Regions from separate parts of the Mus musculus genome. Here region 2 is linked to region 1. Evidence: chromatin loops called from intact Hi-C (ENCODE). Cell type or tissue: left cerebral cortex. All regions are shown on one strand.

Region 1 (8,000 bases):
CAGATCTATATTTCAGAGCTGCAAGATCACCTTTCTTACTCAAAGCTGTCCCAATAGTGTAGACAGATTTCCAGCAGTCTAGACTACATGACCTAATTCACTGCCTGATAACAACCTCAGATGGGATTTCTACAAAGTACAAGAGGGGAAAGTACTTAGGTGCCCAAATGCATACGTGTTGTTTCTGGGAGATAGGCCAGCAAGTTTTCTCTGATAGTTTCTTGGAATTAGCTGTTTTCATGAAGCTTCTATCAACACCAAGTGCAAAGGACAATTCAAATACGAGTGGCCTTTTAAAAGCTAAGATAATTTCTTCAATCTGTAACCTCTTTAGCTTTTACTATTTTTATTATGCTTATCCTTAATTCCCTGTAAAAAAAATCTTTCTCCAGTTTGTAGGAAAACGCTATTTCCCTTTGTAGCAAGGTCTATGAGGGCTGACTCAAAAATACTGTGTAAGCCCATGTATGATGCTACTTGGATTAAATGTTAATTACTCTCTGAAAACAAACAAACAAACAAACAAACCAAAAAACAAACCTCAGCAACTGATACTTTGAAACTCATTTCATCAAACCCACATATAAGCGTAACTGCATCTGATGGTTTCCCTTCTCCCAAGCCCTGCTCAGAATCTCTCATCTCATTTAATATAACAGTGTCTCCTCCCTCTGTTCTCTAATATAGGAATGCAATTGACACACCCCCAATGAAAGCCATGTTGCTTTGTAACACTAATTGCTCATGTATATTCACAGCCCAATGCTCCTGAAACCACATCCTAACATCTTGTTTTATGATAGAGGTAGGGTAAAAGGTCATCTTTAGACAAAATAAGCAGTAACATACACACAAAGCAAAGTTTGCTTCTCGATTTCTATACAGGAAAGTAAAGAAATAAACGCCATATCAAAAGAAACAGAGCAAGGAGTTTGCAAAGTGCTTGTTTATTCAAGTACAGACTTGTTATCTCCAGTCTGCTTTCCTGAAGGTCATGGCAGAACTGATGTGCAATTTACTTTCTTCATGACCACTTAGCTTACTATTGCTAACTTCAGAAAGCAGCAGTGGGCAGATCAGACTCCTAACATGAAAGAACCTGAGGGTTTTCACCCCATTCTTCTTATATAGTAGGCACCTATCTGCACACTTAGGTAAGCCATTATCTAAATACAGTAAATACTATACATTTTCAGTGTGCATACCTTGCATTCTGGGAAAACTAAAAAACTAATAATGTCTGCACACTTTTTTTTTTTGATTCAGTATTGATTTTGGCTTTAATGTTCTCTAATGATCTTAGTGACATGTGGTTTCTAAAATAATTAGAAATGAAAACCTTTTTTATAATGATATAAGCAGAAGTCAAAAGCTTGCACTAACACACACAAAAGGTATTGTGCCTACAGTGTTTTGAGAGTATCACCTGTTATCATTCTATGGTCCCTTCCTTGCCCTCTGCAACCATAAAATAAAGCTTACTTAGAAAATAAAATACTAAACATTGTGTTCTAAGAGAAATCTCAAAAAATGACTGTCTAGCTTCAACCCCAAAACAGGATAACCAATGGTGTGTGGCTGTGCCTATTCTCAATGTTAGCACCCAGGCCTCCTTGTAACAGTTTTGACCATAAATGAGTATAAAATTAATCAATGGTGAGAAATTCACCTTGACTGATGACTGGATTACTGGAATTCAAGAATTTATTGTTCAGGAAAGTGAAACAAGTTGTATCTTGAACCATAGGTATACAAAACTAATCTACTTGCTCAAGATATAAACATTTGAACTAGAGAAATACTGCTTGCTATTTCTGTAAATTTTCCCTTTACCTCTCTAAGACAAAAACTTTACCTTTAAAAAAAAACCCAACATATAATACACTCATGTTAATAATCTTTTGGATTATATTTTGATTTTGCTTCTGATTCTATAAGAATTAACTGAAGTTATCCACTGTATCCTTAAAAATATGTTTTTTGCTATCAGTGTGTGTTTATGTATGTGTGTGTGTGTGTGTGTATGTATGTGTGTGTGTGTGTGTGCGTGTACATGTTCATGCAGTAGGCACACTGCACATGTACATAAGCCACAGTTTGACTTGACGTTCTCCCTCGGTCCTCTTATGAGACAGTCTCTAACGGAACCTGGATCTCACTTGTTTAACTAGCCTGGCTGACCAGTGAGCTCCAGTAATCTGCCTGTTTCTACTCCCCAGTAGGTGGAGGTTCATATGCTTACTTGTTCCTTGCTTTTACAAAGGTTCCAGGAATCTAAACTAATATGTGCATGCTTGCTTGGCAAGAACTTTGCCAACTAAGCCATCTCCTCACCCCCAGTTTCCAGAGTGCTTCACTACAGCTTGTCTGTCACAACTACACAGTACAAAATCCATCAGTGTAAGTCATGATGGGCAGATCAGTCTCTTTATGCTCTAGGCATTCCTTAAAGCATAACCTGAGCAAGCTTTGATGGGTACTCTGGTCCAAGCTACCCTATCCATTGCCCACTCACTACAATAGATTCCCATTTCATTATTCTTTGAAATTGAAGCATTCTATACCCTTTGAATACAGGTTGTCCTCTCAAAAACTTATGTTGAAATTACATTCCAATTATGATATATTAAAAGGTAGGGCCAAGTGGGACCTTTAGGAGGTGATAAAGAGCCTGTCCTCTCTAGTGGATTAATGGATTAATGCAGGTAAATGGGTTTATCTTATGATCAAATCTGTAATCAAAGTTAATTTGGCCAAGTTTTTTACACACATGATGCAAACTGTCTCGCAATACCCTATGCTTGGCTGATTGGAACCTGCTAGCAAAGTGGGTCCAGATACAGCCTTTAACCATGAACCACAGCCATGAGCCAAAATGAATCTCTTATTTACTTACTCAGACTGTGTCAAATTATCAGCAACAGAAACAAAGGAATGTAAGTACAGCACGCAGTATTTGTAATTGTGTGCTCTGCATGTGTATTCATTGATCATCATTGTTAACTTGACTGAATCTGGAGTCAAATAAGTCATACTTCTGTGTAAGTCTGTAAAAGGCATTTTCTGGAAGGATTGACAGGAACAGGGAAGGTGTCCCTGATATAAGGAGGTTAGAGGGAAACACTGTTCTTCTTTGACTGCTTGCCTTGGCCTCTTGCTGGTGAACCTATCTATTCTATAGCTGCTGTCTATCACTGCTGCTTCCATCAAAACTCAGTTCTTCAGCCTTCAAGTATAGACAATAGTCATAGTTTTTAAGAAGCCCTTCAGGTCTGCAGCACAGGGGACTTCTGAGGCATCCAGTCTTGTGGGCCGAGAAGCAACTAGATTCTCAGTCATTCTAGCTTGCAGGCTGTTGTCCCACGTGTCCAACAATGGCTCTCTACCAATGGGTGATCCAAGAATCCAGTAGTTGTTCGGTCCATGAGGCTGTATGTCTCAGCTTGTCTTCAGTTTATGCCAGAACCCTAAGAAGTAGGCTCCGGTACCAGTGAAGGAATGGACTCGCTAGGGAAAGTGTTAACAAGCAGGAAAGGAGCTAAAGCATCCTTTCCATGTTCTTTATGTAGGCTGCCAGCAGAAGGTGTGGCCCAGATTCAAGGTAGATCGTCCCCCCTCCAAAGATCTGGATTAAAGATATATCTTCCCACTTCAAATGATTTAATTAAGGGAAAAAAAAATCCTTCACATGGGTACCCAGCTGCTTGAGATTTAGTTCACTGCAGATGTAGTTAAGTTGACAACCAAGAATAGCCATCACACTTATATTCAGGAATTCATTTCTGGGATCTTTTCTGTTTTACTGAACCACTCCCCCACAACTGATTTTTAATAGATACATCAGTTTCACGTTAAGTTTTTGTTGTCTGTTTGTCTGTATTCATGTGCTAAGGATTAGAACCAAGACCTTATGTATAACTGGTAAGCACTCGATGACTGAGCTGTGCCCTAGCTATCAGAACTGCACAGTTTTGATTAGTACAGAGCTTTGCTTTTTGAGAAAGCGTCTTGCTACAGTGCCATAGGCTGGTCTTGACTCTGGCTCACACCACATCTTTCTCCAGATCCTCCAGAACTATAGGCAGATGACTCCCAGTCTCTGCTAATCATACCCCTCCCTTTTTTCACTCTCATCTCCTTTTCCTTTGGATGCCATGTTAAGCAAAAGGAAAGCGACAGTCATTAAAGAAGACGCTTTAGGAACATATGCACAGCTGATTAAGAAAAGACTTAGGGTTTGAGTCAGTTCAAGGAAATAACTGAATGCTTAGTCTGTCTTCTCAAGGCAAGGCACTAACTTCTCCTTAAATGAAGCTCAAAGAATGTGTTTCTAGGCCTTTCTTCCCTTTGCTGGCAACTGTAATCAGTGAGAGATTAAACTTCAAGACTTCTTAGTCTTTTTGCATTGTGTAATACAATATGGAATTACAAATAACAAAGATTCTTGATTCTATTATTACCTGAGATGAACATCTAGATATTGCTGATTTTTGGTCTCTATCTTTGTACATAATTTAAGATAGCTTTCAACTAAAAGGGAAAAAAAAGTTAAATTTCCAGGAATTCTATTAACTTGTGCTATTTTGGTTCCTCAAGTCCAAACACATGACACTATGTCTATGATGCTGTCTTCAAAGGAGGTAGCATTCAGTTCCAGGCTAGACCCAGTTACAGAGACAGACTGGGGTACCAATTATCTCTAAGTAGGTTAATGGGATTTCTCTTTATTAGTCACTAGGGAGCTAAAGGGAAATAACTCTTGTCTTTGTACTTTAAGAACAAGGAACTTAGTATCTAGATAATGTTTCAAAGGTGGGTTGCTTTGTGGCTCTTGGCAGGGGGCTGGAATGGGCCTTCCATTGCTCTTAGGAATGGGAAGCGTGTCAGTTGCAGAGCTCCTGTTCTGGAAATTACTGGTACAGTGTTGAGAAATGAAAAATGAGCAACATGAGGAAGTAATCAGAATTTTATCAAAAGGAAATATATCAAGCTAACTACCCACTAACAACTATGAAACAAAAATCAGACAGTGCAATGGAAGCTTAGCCAATTCTAATTAATACTGTGTGGCCTTCAGACACTTTCCCGTAATGACTGTAGGCAATGTATTCTTGTCCTTAAACATACCAGCTTGAGAAGAAATAAAGTCAATTTAATTGACAAGACAAATACAAACTCAGGAAAGAATGCATCTTTAAGAATGCCCCAGATTTTTTAGATTTAATATATTCTCTCTTAAAATATTGTTATGTCTTGTTAGAGTAGACATTTGTTGTTTCTAAAATTGACTTCTGCAGGCATGTGGCCTGTGTGGGTCCTCCTTGTGTTAAGTCATGAGCATATGCTACTCTGGGTCACAATTTTATGAGAAGGGACTCAGTTGAACTCCAGCCCACTAAGTCAAGGAAGCTTCTAAGGCCTGGTTTCAGTCATAAGAGAAGCTGACACTCTTATGATTAATACAAATGTGAGAACACATTAACCAGCAAGTGTCTTCCTTCTAAGCACAAAGGAACATGTTTCTATCAGTTTTGGGCCACTATAAATATCCAAGAGTAAGTAACTTCTAACAGAATTCTTTGACTCATTCTCTGGAGATTGAGAAGTCTAAGAGCATTGCCTTAGCACTTGGCTAGGGCCTTTGGTTGCTGTCATCTGATGGCAGAAGGAGGAGAAGGAGGAGGAGTAGGAGCAAGAGGGACAGGAGGGTGCAAAACACAACAAGCTAAGGACATGTTTAGTTTTCTAACAAAGCCCTTCTCAGAGACCTAACCTTGTCTAGGGCAATGACTGCAATCTACCTGTCAAGGCAGAGCTGTCATGACCTAATGAGTTCTTCTGGCTTATGTATGACACATGCATTTAGGGACTTTCAAATGACAACATTCCACTTTTACTTTCTAAAATTCAAGTTTTTCTCACAATGCAGAATACTGAATCTCTTTCCCAGTTTGCATGCTCCTTATGTGGGGTATGTTCTGACAAGCCTGGCATAAATTTAAAGTAAGCCAAATATATACTCAATACTCTAACCTAGCAAATACCACAGCTCAGCAATGTCTTCAGTCTAGAATCTCATGTAAGTAAGATATGGGTGGTACTCAAAGCATAAATTCATTTTAATTGAAGATGTATCTTCATCAGAGAGGTTGTGATAATCACCAGACTTCACAAAATAAAAGATACTTTATTCTCCTTCTAAGGTATTTATTCCTTTTCTAGGCATTCTCTTTCTAGGATATAGAAACACATGAAAAATGTTTTGTTGTGCTCCCATGTGAGTGCAAATTCAACAGGGAAAACAACATTAAATCTTAAAGCTGGAGAAATCTCAACTTCATGTCCTGTCTCCTGGCCTAGGGATGAAGGCCCCTGGCCAGTAATATTCAGCCTCAATCCTTTGCTGTGCTTAGTCTAGGCAGCAAAACCACATGGAGGTTGGAGTCTAATGCCTAAAGTTTTCCTACACTGGTATTTGCATACCAGTAGCTTTATAGTTGTGGAGTCTTGAGGACTTCCCCTCTGAAGCACCAACAAGTATTTCTCCTATGGCGACTCTGTAGAGGGCCTGATTTCACACCTATACTAGACATTATCTTTGTTGGGGCTCTGAAGTGGTTGCTTTTCTATGACAAATCTCCACTGAGTGTCCTCCAGATTCCTTTGAAATCTCAGTGGAGGAGATGATGGAAGCTCTTTCATTTCACATACCCATAGAGTTGGTACTGTAAGGAAATTACCAAAGCTTATGACTTACATTGTCCAAGTAGAGGATGAAGCCATAGTTGTGGCTGAGAGATGCTACACAGGAATTTGTGATCCCCCCCCCCGACATGCTAAGATCCTGTGGTACCCTCTTTAGAAGTTAGTAGTCAAGACTACTGGAGCTGTGATCTTCAGACATCTGACATAGCCTTGGTGTCTCTTTACCATTGTTCCAATGACCTCTTCTATGTAGGCTAGCCTCTCCAGCAACTAGCTGCTTGGCTATCCCTGTGGTTGTGTTCCTAAATAGGACTCTTCACACTTTATAGGATCATGCTGTAACATTTCCAAATCTTTTTTTCTCTGCTTTCATTTGATGATTAAATTCTGTCTTTAATTTTGGTCCTCTTTCATCTTACTATATGTGATTAAAGGTTGCCAAGCCACTTCCTCAATATTTTGCTTACTAACTTCTTCTATTATTAGAATTTATCAATTTTGAATCAGCCTTTTCGAATGGCCTAGGCTACAGACAACTCTGCTTTGCACCTATTTACCAAGCATGGCTTTGACTCCTTGTCTAGTACTAATTATCATTTCTGAGACTTTGTGCTTCTTGACTGTCTCTGTTATGCCAAGTACTACTGAAGTACTCTCTGGGAAACACGAGGCACACCTTAGTTAGCTTCCTTTCTCAGAGCCCTTAACAGAATTATTTTTATGCTTCACTCCTGACAATTGGGCCTTCCCTGCATTTATCTCAGAACTGTCATTGGCTACCCATTGCCCAATTCCAAAGTCACACCCACATTCCAGCCATTTGTTAAAAAAAAAAGTTTTACTTCTCTGTACTTGCTGTCTATCAATCTATGTGGTTATAGAGAGTGGCTGAGGAGGGAAGTTTATGATGAACAAGGAATTATGAGTCTTCATGTAGTACTATACTAGAGTGCAGGGCAGAAGGCAAGGGCAGCCAGGAGTGAGTGAGCAACATTGAGCTGAATTCACTTATTAGGACCTATCACCCAACAGAATTGGTTAAATTTATGACACACTAATTTCATGTGGCACTCAAACTATATTGGGATGGTGAATTCTGAAGCCAGTATTCAACAACTCAACTAGAGTTTCAGTCCTAAATGACTGGCTGCAGTCTCAGTAACTGGGTTTGAGGCTTGGACACCTTTAAGCATTAAGACAGACGTGGAGCCATCGGATGCAACGTGATGGAGCCCGCAGGAAGGAAAGAGCTTCTTTTGCTTAAGTGAATTGACACTGCAATCAAAGCACGTGTA
Region 2 (8,000 bases), 260 kb before region 1:
TCTACCCCTGTCCTAAAATCGTAATATTTATGACAGGAAAGACAGTGGAGAATTGTAACTACACCTGGTCAGACTTAATTACATAATAATGTCTGTTCTTTAGGCTCATTTGAATTCCCAAAGGAGTTAGCAGGCTGGTTTCTGCCATTGAATAACCTTTATCTTTCCTTTCTCCAGTCATACTGAGCTAGTGGGTAACTTTTAACTGTTAAAATTATCAGGAAGGCAAGGATATAAAAATGAAATGTGTAATAAAGATCACTTGGTTCAGGTCATTCACTGGACACTCACTTACACTGAGGGTTGACTCAGACCCTTTCCCTAAAATTCATCAGATTTACTATAAGTGCCTCGGGAAGACTTGGCATCTCTTGAGTCTCTTCTCTAGATTCTGAACCATTAACAAGACATTAGATTAGCTGAGCCTATGTCTCTGTCTCTGGTCCATATTCTTACCATATTCTTACCATATTCTTACTTTCAAGGTGGGGCACGTGTCCTGCCTTCAGCTTCCACTTTAGTGAAGATGCCTTCCCATCTTCCTGGAGAACACTCCAGGTGGGAAGGTTGTTTAGCTATGGAGAGAGCCAAGCAAGCTGGGATGTCTCTATTACAATTGAACTAAAGATTTGGAGGTAAAGCTATGTATAAGATGATTACTTTGCTTCCTAATAAGCATGGCTTTGTGTTATTTCAATCCTCCAACCTACTTAAAAACAAACCCTGGAAGAAAGTCATGGTGCTTCAGGAAGAGTTATCTCTATCTTTATGTATTGTCTAAAGCTTTGTATCAATATTCCAAGAGTTTCTCTCATTATGCTTTTTTCTTTTGTTTTAAAAATTATAAAGTTTGGAAGGAAGAATGAGAAATCAGAGGTAGTTTGTTGTTCTGGGCTAATAAAGATAAGGATATTTGTGCCAAGTCTCCTTGAATCTGATTGATGAGCAAACTGATTTAAAAAGCTGATTGAAGTTGTGTTTAAAACCCCGCCTCTCTACTATCGAATGTAGCCTCCATGTGTGCACACAGGGAATTCTGACGGTATGAGCAACTGCTCTAATGTCTGTCTCTATTTACAGTGACCTTTCAGGAGAGTTTAGCCATGAACAGAATAAAGATCATTAAGAATCAGGTCCTGGAAGCAGACATAATCTCATCTAAGCAGTCACTTGAAAGCCTCCCTAATAATTCTCTAATTCATTGTTCTAATTACGGTAGCATAATATGTTTTAAATTACATACTGTTCTTTCTCATATGAGTCCCTTAGAGACCCAACCTCATGGAACTTTATCCTCTAAAAACATTGTTATCACTGGAAAAAGGAAAGACTTAAGTTCTCTAAGGAAGTGAGGGGTGTAATAACAAAATAGAAACACATAAATAAATTTGGCTGAGAGGGAGTTTCAGAACAACGTCCATGCTCTATTTTTCTGCTAGTTGTGTGGTGATAATGCAGATCAAACTCAGGGCTCTGCATATGCTGTATAAATAAGCGTTCTGCTGCATAACTACACCCTCAGCTCCTCCAGTTTCCTGAACTATGTTATTGTGACCTAATGCTATGCCAGAGGGCCCAGTTTTTGCTGGTGGAGGTAACTATTTGGGTCCATCCACCTTGTAAGGCTCCCTCACTCAAAGACAGATAAACTATTTACTTTGATATTGACAAGCCACAAAATGGAGACAGAAATGCTGAGAAATGTGCTCAATTGGCAGATGCCTGGTACTAGGAAGTCAATGCTACTGCAGGCAGAAACTAGAGCCTGGGGTAATGGCAAGATCCATAGTCACTGTCAGCAACTGTCAGTGTCTATCATCCATACCTCAGGACAGCCTAGCACAGAATGTCAAAACACAGACTGGATGCTGCAGAAGAGAAACTATACTCAGTGATCTGAAAGGCTGGACACCAAAGTACAGAATTATTATTACTACTACAGAACACACAGAGCCCAGGCCCAGCCCCGACCCCTACCCAAGTCATCTGTGACGTTTAAGATACATTTTCATTACTCCTTATGGTCATTTGAATGAGAATGCCTCCCCTCCAACATAGACTGATTATTTTGACCCCTTGGTCTGTAGTTGGTAGACCTGTTTGGAAATAATTAGGACTGTAGTCTTGTTAGAGGAGATGTGTCATTTGAGGGTAGGTTTCAAAAGCTTATACCATTCCCAGTTAGGCCCACCCTTACTCTCTCCTCCTTACCCCCTTTTCTCTCAGATCAGGATGTAAGCTCTCAGCTGCTGCTCTAGCCCCATACCTGCCTGCTTTTCATCATGCTCCCTGCTGTGATGATCATAGACTCTAACTCTTTGGAAACATGAGTCCCAATACATGTCTTTTAAGGTGCCTTGGTCATATTGTCTCTTCACAACAATAGAAAAATAATTAAGGCATACCTATCTCCAAAAATGAGGAATAGTTATGGAGAAATTCTAACACTCCATGTCAACCTCTAGCTTCCACACAGATAAGGGCAGGCAAGAATAGTAATATTGGTACACACAAACACACACACACACACACACACACACAACACACACACACACACACACACACACACACACCACATACAACAATCTTATAAGGTGGGCTATGTGAGTAGGTCAGTGGTAGAGTTCTTTAACATGAGTGAGGGCTTAGATTCCATTCTCAGCATTAAAATAAAATATAAAATTTAAGTAGAGGCTACTCTGTAAATTACATTTACAGTATTCTTAGTGGCAATATTTAGAGAAGCATTCATTTGCTTTCTTACTTTCCTCCCAAAGACCTCCATATATAAGCCTGACTGCAAAGACCAGAGAGATAACCCTTCATCACCTGTCTACTGTTGTTTATAAGAAATTGGCCTGAGCCAATCATAATTGGGGGAATCAGTTTCCATATGCCATGCATTTCACACTCCCAGAATTTGGGATGGGATTCAGTAACCTGTAAGGGTTAAATAGATTATCAATAGATGTGACTAGAGTGACCAACTTGGTCTTTCTTGGTTTTAATTCCAAAATTCATATATATTCTTCAAAGCCCATGAGTCTTAGGTAACTCCAATTATCTTGTATTCTCAAGTGAGATGGGCAATCTTCAGATCCTGTGATAATTTAAGACAAGAGATTCTCAAGGGCCCAAGGTGAAGAAGGTAGGGCTTAGAGATGGAGTGAGGTTCTACCTCTTACATTCTCCAGGCTGAATTCAGGGTGTATGACATAAGTACTTCTCAAACTTGGAAGCATATGCAAGTCACTTAGTTAATACATGGATTGACTCATTCAGTGTGAGATAGGTCCTAAGATTTAGTACTTCTGGTTTACAGACAGCACACACAAGCACAGGCTCTATTTAGTTCAGGTGTGGTCCTGGGCCAGCCAGAAAAAAACAAAGACAACCAAAAATTAAAATGATCATGATAGAGGGTTCAATGACCTTCAACACAGTGTCTCCTCAGCAGAGTTATTGTGGTAGGAGTTCTATGTGCTTGATAGTGCCTCTGCTTCTGCAGATAACTGGAATAAAGTCAGCAAACAACAGCCCCATGCTGCCTTCCTGAGCACAGAAAGCAGCACAGGGAGATGGGCTCATTGACTTTGTTCCAACATAAGTCTGTTCCAGAAAGGACGTCAAATGCCATTCTCACTAGTCCAACATAATTGTTCTGGAAACCTGGTTCTTCAGCTATCACCCTTGTCTAATTCTGAATTATAAATAAATGGAGATTTAAAATATAAAATACTCTGGCCACTGCACCACCTACCCGAGAACAAATGGAAATACTTTCTGTTCCATAATTCATTAGAAACCAAGACTCCAGGTTGTGTTCTCTGATTTTGGCTGAAATAGCCCCATATTTTTTCCAAAACACCACCCCCACTGTGCTTAGTCATATTTCCTTGTTCAAAACCAAGTAATTCGTATGTTCCAGATAAAACTGTGCTCCTTTCTCACTATTTGTCTTCCTACAGGGAATCTCCATGACCACCTTCTCTTGTGTCAACCAAACCAAATAGGATAGCATTCTAGGTCTAAATCCAAGGCATTGATAATGGTTAAAAAGAATCAAGTCCAAGTTTACAAGACATTTTAACATAGACTTGATTTCTTTTCTCCCAAACACCCATAAGCTATACTGCCCATAGCACACATCATGAGACTTATATCTCTTTTATATCTGTGTATTATCTTTCTACCTAGACTTAATACTAAGGGCAAGAATCACAGAATATATGCATGCATATGTAATTTTATACCATGGTAACTGACCATTCAGAATCATCATAAGAAAGTGTTGTTCCCTATTAAATTATATAACCCACGAACAGGGAGTCTTACAGAATATGTTCCCTGAGATTTTAGGCACTTTCTCTATTATAACTAGAGTTTTAGTTGCCTGCAATATATCTCCATATTCTTTACTTAGTCTTGGATCATCCTCAAAGGCCTATTTTCATTCTCGTCTATTCAGTGGGTCCCAGCCCAGCCATCATTACATTTTCAATTTCTTACTTTGTCTAGGGCTCACTGTGTACATAATCTCTTATGTAGATAGTACCTATGGTTCTGCCCAACTCTCCCTTCATATTGCCACATCTTATCAGCATCACTCAGCTCCATCATGGCGCCCAGAGTATGAAATGTACTGTCCAGAGCTAAACCCAAACTGCACTGACAAAAGTAGGTCTGACAAGTCAATCTTGATTCTGGATGCGATATTGGAAGCAAAGGGGGAGGTTAATGCTGCACTTAGTTCATAATCTTATGAGACTAGGCATGTCACCTATACGTATGTCTATGTACCTCATACATGCTTGTTCCCCATGGAAGCCAGAGGAGCACATCAGATCCCCCTGGAACAGGAGTCACAGATGGTGACTGTGAAAAGCCATGTGGGAAGCTGCCATGTGGGAGCCGGTAATTGATCCCTGGTCTTTTGGAAGAGCAGTCAGTGATCTTATCAGTTGGGCCATCTCTCTAGTCTCCTAACTAGTCTTTTACCATATTAGTTCTTTTACCATATCTTAGTTCTTAAGATATGGACAGACGATCAAAGTTGGATTACATTGATCAGTCAGTGAAGGAAAGACTGAGCAACACTGGCTACACTAGTCCTGTTTGGCTGCCATCCTCAGTTTGGCTATGTCAGTTTCTAGGCTTCTAAAGAGCAGCACATAGAAGCTTCAGGATTTATTATTCCTGGGGGATGAATTTCTCTTCAGAAAACAACCTTTTCAATTGTAAGAGAAAGAGACCCAACTTATGGCTTCTCCTTATAACAGAATTATGTGTGGTAAAATTAAGGGCACATCTTGCAAACAGAAAGGTATTTGGGGGCCGGAGAGATGGGTCAGTTGGTAGGTTCTTGCTGTCTGTGCATGAGGACCAGAACTCAGAACCACAGCATCTATGTGAAAAAAACCTACCCTGTGAACACGATGCTGGAGAAGTGCTCTATCCACTCCAGTAGCGACAGGCATGACAGGCCCTGAAAACCAGGGCGCTGTCCCGAGACGAAAAGTTCATGGAAACTTAGTCTCCTGCAACCGTGGCATCCTGTATAAAGAATGCTCCAATGTCCTTGCTTTAGTTGGTAAATGGATCTGTGTGCTTTCCCTTAATATTGCTTTATTACAAGTGCTCCTAAGGATTGATATTTTGACATATAGCTAAGTTAGATTCTAGGCAGTCCTTGATCCGACCCTGGGCATGCATAGCTAAGTCACTGCCCTATGCAGGAATTTACCATTATCTAGGAAGAAGGAAGTTTGTGATCTAAGAAGGAACCACAGTAGATACTTAGAATTATAGATAGCCGAGTTACACCCATATACAAGTATTTGCAATGGCCTAAGGGGAAGGTGGACAATATAGTAGACTAGAGTAGGAACTATGGCAAGGGCACAAAGCCCTTGCCCCTGGCTTCTAAGATTAAGTGGACCTTAGGTGGAGCTGTTTTTGATCCCAGTTGTTAACATTGAATTTTATCCCAGTTGGTTCCTGCTGGTCCTTCCGTGTTTGCATTCCTCTGTTTTGAGTAAGAATCCAGTAACCTCTTTGTACCTTGCCGGTGTGTCACCCAACTTCCCTATTTTCTTCTGTATAAAAAGTTTGATGCTCGATTTGACAAATTACATTCAGGTTCTACACAATCTTGTGTGTCGCTTCTGTCATTCACCGACTCCTTGTCCACCTGCAACCAGAGACCCGTTCCACCCAGATAAGAGACCCAAAAAGGGGATAGTCTGCGGCAGAGAAGTGGCAACAGAATGAGTCTCAAAGCTTGCTACCAGCGAGGCCAGCAAATCAGTGCTCGCCAGGTTCAGTGAGACATCTTGTATAAAAATAAGGTTGACAACAACTAAGGAAGACACCCAACTCCTGACCTTCAACACATCTACACACATACACACAAACATACATACACAATAAGAAAGACAGAAAGGGAGGAGGGAAGGACAAAGGGATGGAGGGAATGAATGACATACAAAGATACAAAAAAATAGACACAGAGAAAGAAAGAGAAAAGAGAACAAGATTGGGGTGGAGGCGTGTAGAATGAGGTGGGGAGAGGAAAGAAAAATAGTACAAGCTTTTACATGGAGACCAGAAAGTAATGGAGCAAAGAGTCTTCTAAAATTCTTCTAGTGATCTCCCACACACTGGTAAAAAGTGCCTTTGTATATTGCCCTAAGTCTAAGTGCCGGGTATGTCTAATATACCTAATTTACTGAATAGAACCCCTATTTAAGTCGTGTGTGTCACCTCACAGTTAAGTGCTAAGAATGTGATATCCCTTGCAGTCTCTCCATCATCCTCTTGCTTACTCACTTTAATGAAGCTGGCTGCCATGTAGTAAGATTACCAATGGACAACTAACAAGACAAGGAACTAAGTAAGGGAAGCCACCACCCAAAGGAAGCATGGGAAGAAACTGAGACCCATTCTAATATCTATAAAGATGTCAATCCTGACAATACTCACATAAGTCTGAACATGGGGCTTTCCCTGCAGAAGCAGAAAGCTTTTTGGGTGTAGGTGTGGGCAGGTATGGGGGTAGGTGTAGGTATGGGTTGGTGTAGGTGTGGATGGATGTAGGTTTGGGTGGGTATAGGTATGGATGGGTGTAAGTGTGGATAGGCATGGGGGTGGTTATAGGTGTGGGTAATTATAGATGTGGGTGGGTGTAGGTGGCTGGGGGGGTGGGCATGGTTGTGGATGGGTATAGGTGCAGGTGTAAACATATGAGCCAGGGCACAAATATGGAAGACAGATGACAATTTTCAGAGTAAGCTTTCTTCATTTACCATGTAGGTTCCAGGGATCTAATCAGGTGATTAGAATTGGTGACAAGTGCCTAAATGCAGACACTAGTGGCCTTACCCATATCATTTCTAATGTTAAGGAACTTAGTACTATACAAATAAACCAGCTAGTAAACATATAGAGAAAAATAATAGATGAATCAAAAGAAGAAAATAGTTTATCCACTGATGATGATCATCCCTTAGACCACCCTAGAATAGCTCCTCTCATTAAAACTCCCATCTGTTAGTGTACTTTAGTCAGTCTTGTTCTTCTGCCTGAAAGAATCTGCATTAGTATTTGGATCTACACCTATACATAATGCTCATAGTCCTTTGAGGATTTAAATCTTCATTAAGGCACATAGGCATTAACATTGAATCCTGATTAAAATGTACATACACACAGTGAGTTGGGTTGAATATCCAAAATTCAGAGCTAAGATTTGCTTAAATTGTTAAGGGCTTGTGATAAAGTAGCACAGGATTGGAAAGATCCTGAATCAGAAATGAGTATTTGATAAAAAAAAAAAAAAAAAACCTTTTACAAATCAAATTGCATAGTCCAAAATAGACATGATGATTTCATATTTTTTTAATTTTTTAACTTTATGTTTACTATGAAAAAGTAGAGAAATAAAAACACAAAACAAAAATGTAGCCATTAATCCATCTCACTCTCTGATGTAAAGCATGGTC

The links. A loop is a pair of places that touch in the nucleus more often than their neighbours do. Peaks named below come from ENCODE experiments on the same cell type or tissue, not always from the same donor. Only the 100,000 strongest peaks of a DNase experiment are listed, where the experiment ranks them.
Region 2: a loop joins it to region 1, with 4 times the contacts of the local background. A loop is called at or near these places in 5 of 42 quality-filtered maps.

Annotation. Positions count from the first base shown.
Region 1 is chr8:67,701,530-67,709,529 of GRCm38, forward strand. The region is part of intron 15 of Psd3 (pleckstrin and Sec7 domain containing 3); the gene reads right to left. Among named protein-coding and RNA genes, the nearest start is that of Gm32888, 160 kb to the right of the region's middle. In left cerebral cortex, no CTCF peak of the experiment used is centred here; DNase peaks (open chromatin) are centred at 3,549, 5,400, 5,585 and 5,933; H3K27ac peaks cover 4,408 bases.
Region 2 is chr8:67,442,302-67,450,301 of GRCm38, forward strand. No RefSeq gene overlaps it. Among named protein-coding and RNA genes, the nearest start is that of Nat1, 45 kb to the right of the region's middle. In left cerebral cortex, no CTCF peak of the experiment used is centred here; a DNase peak (open chromatin) is centred at 3,828; H3K27ac peaks cover 1,512 bases.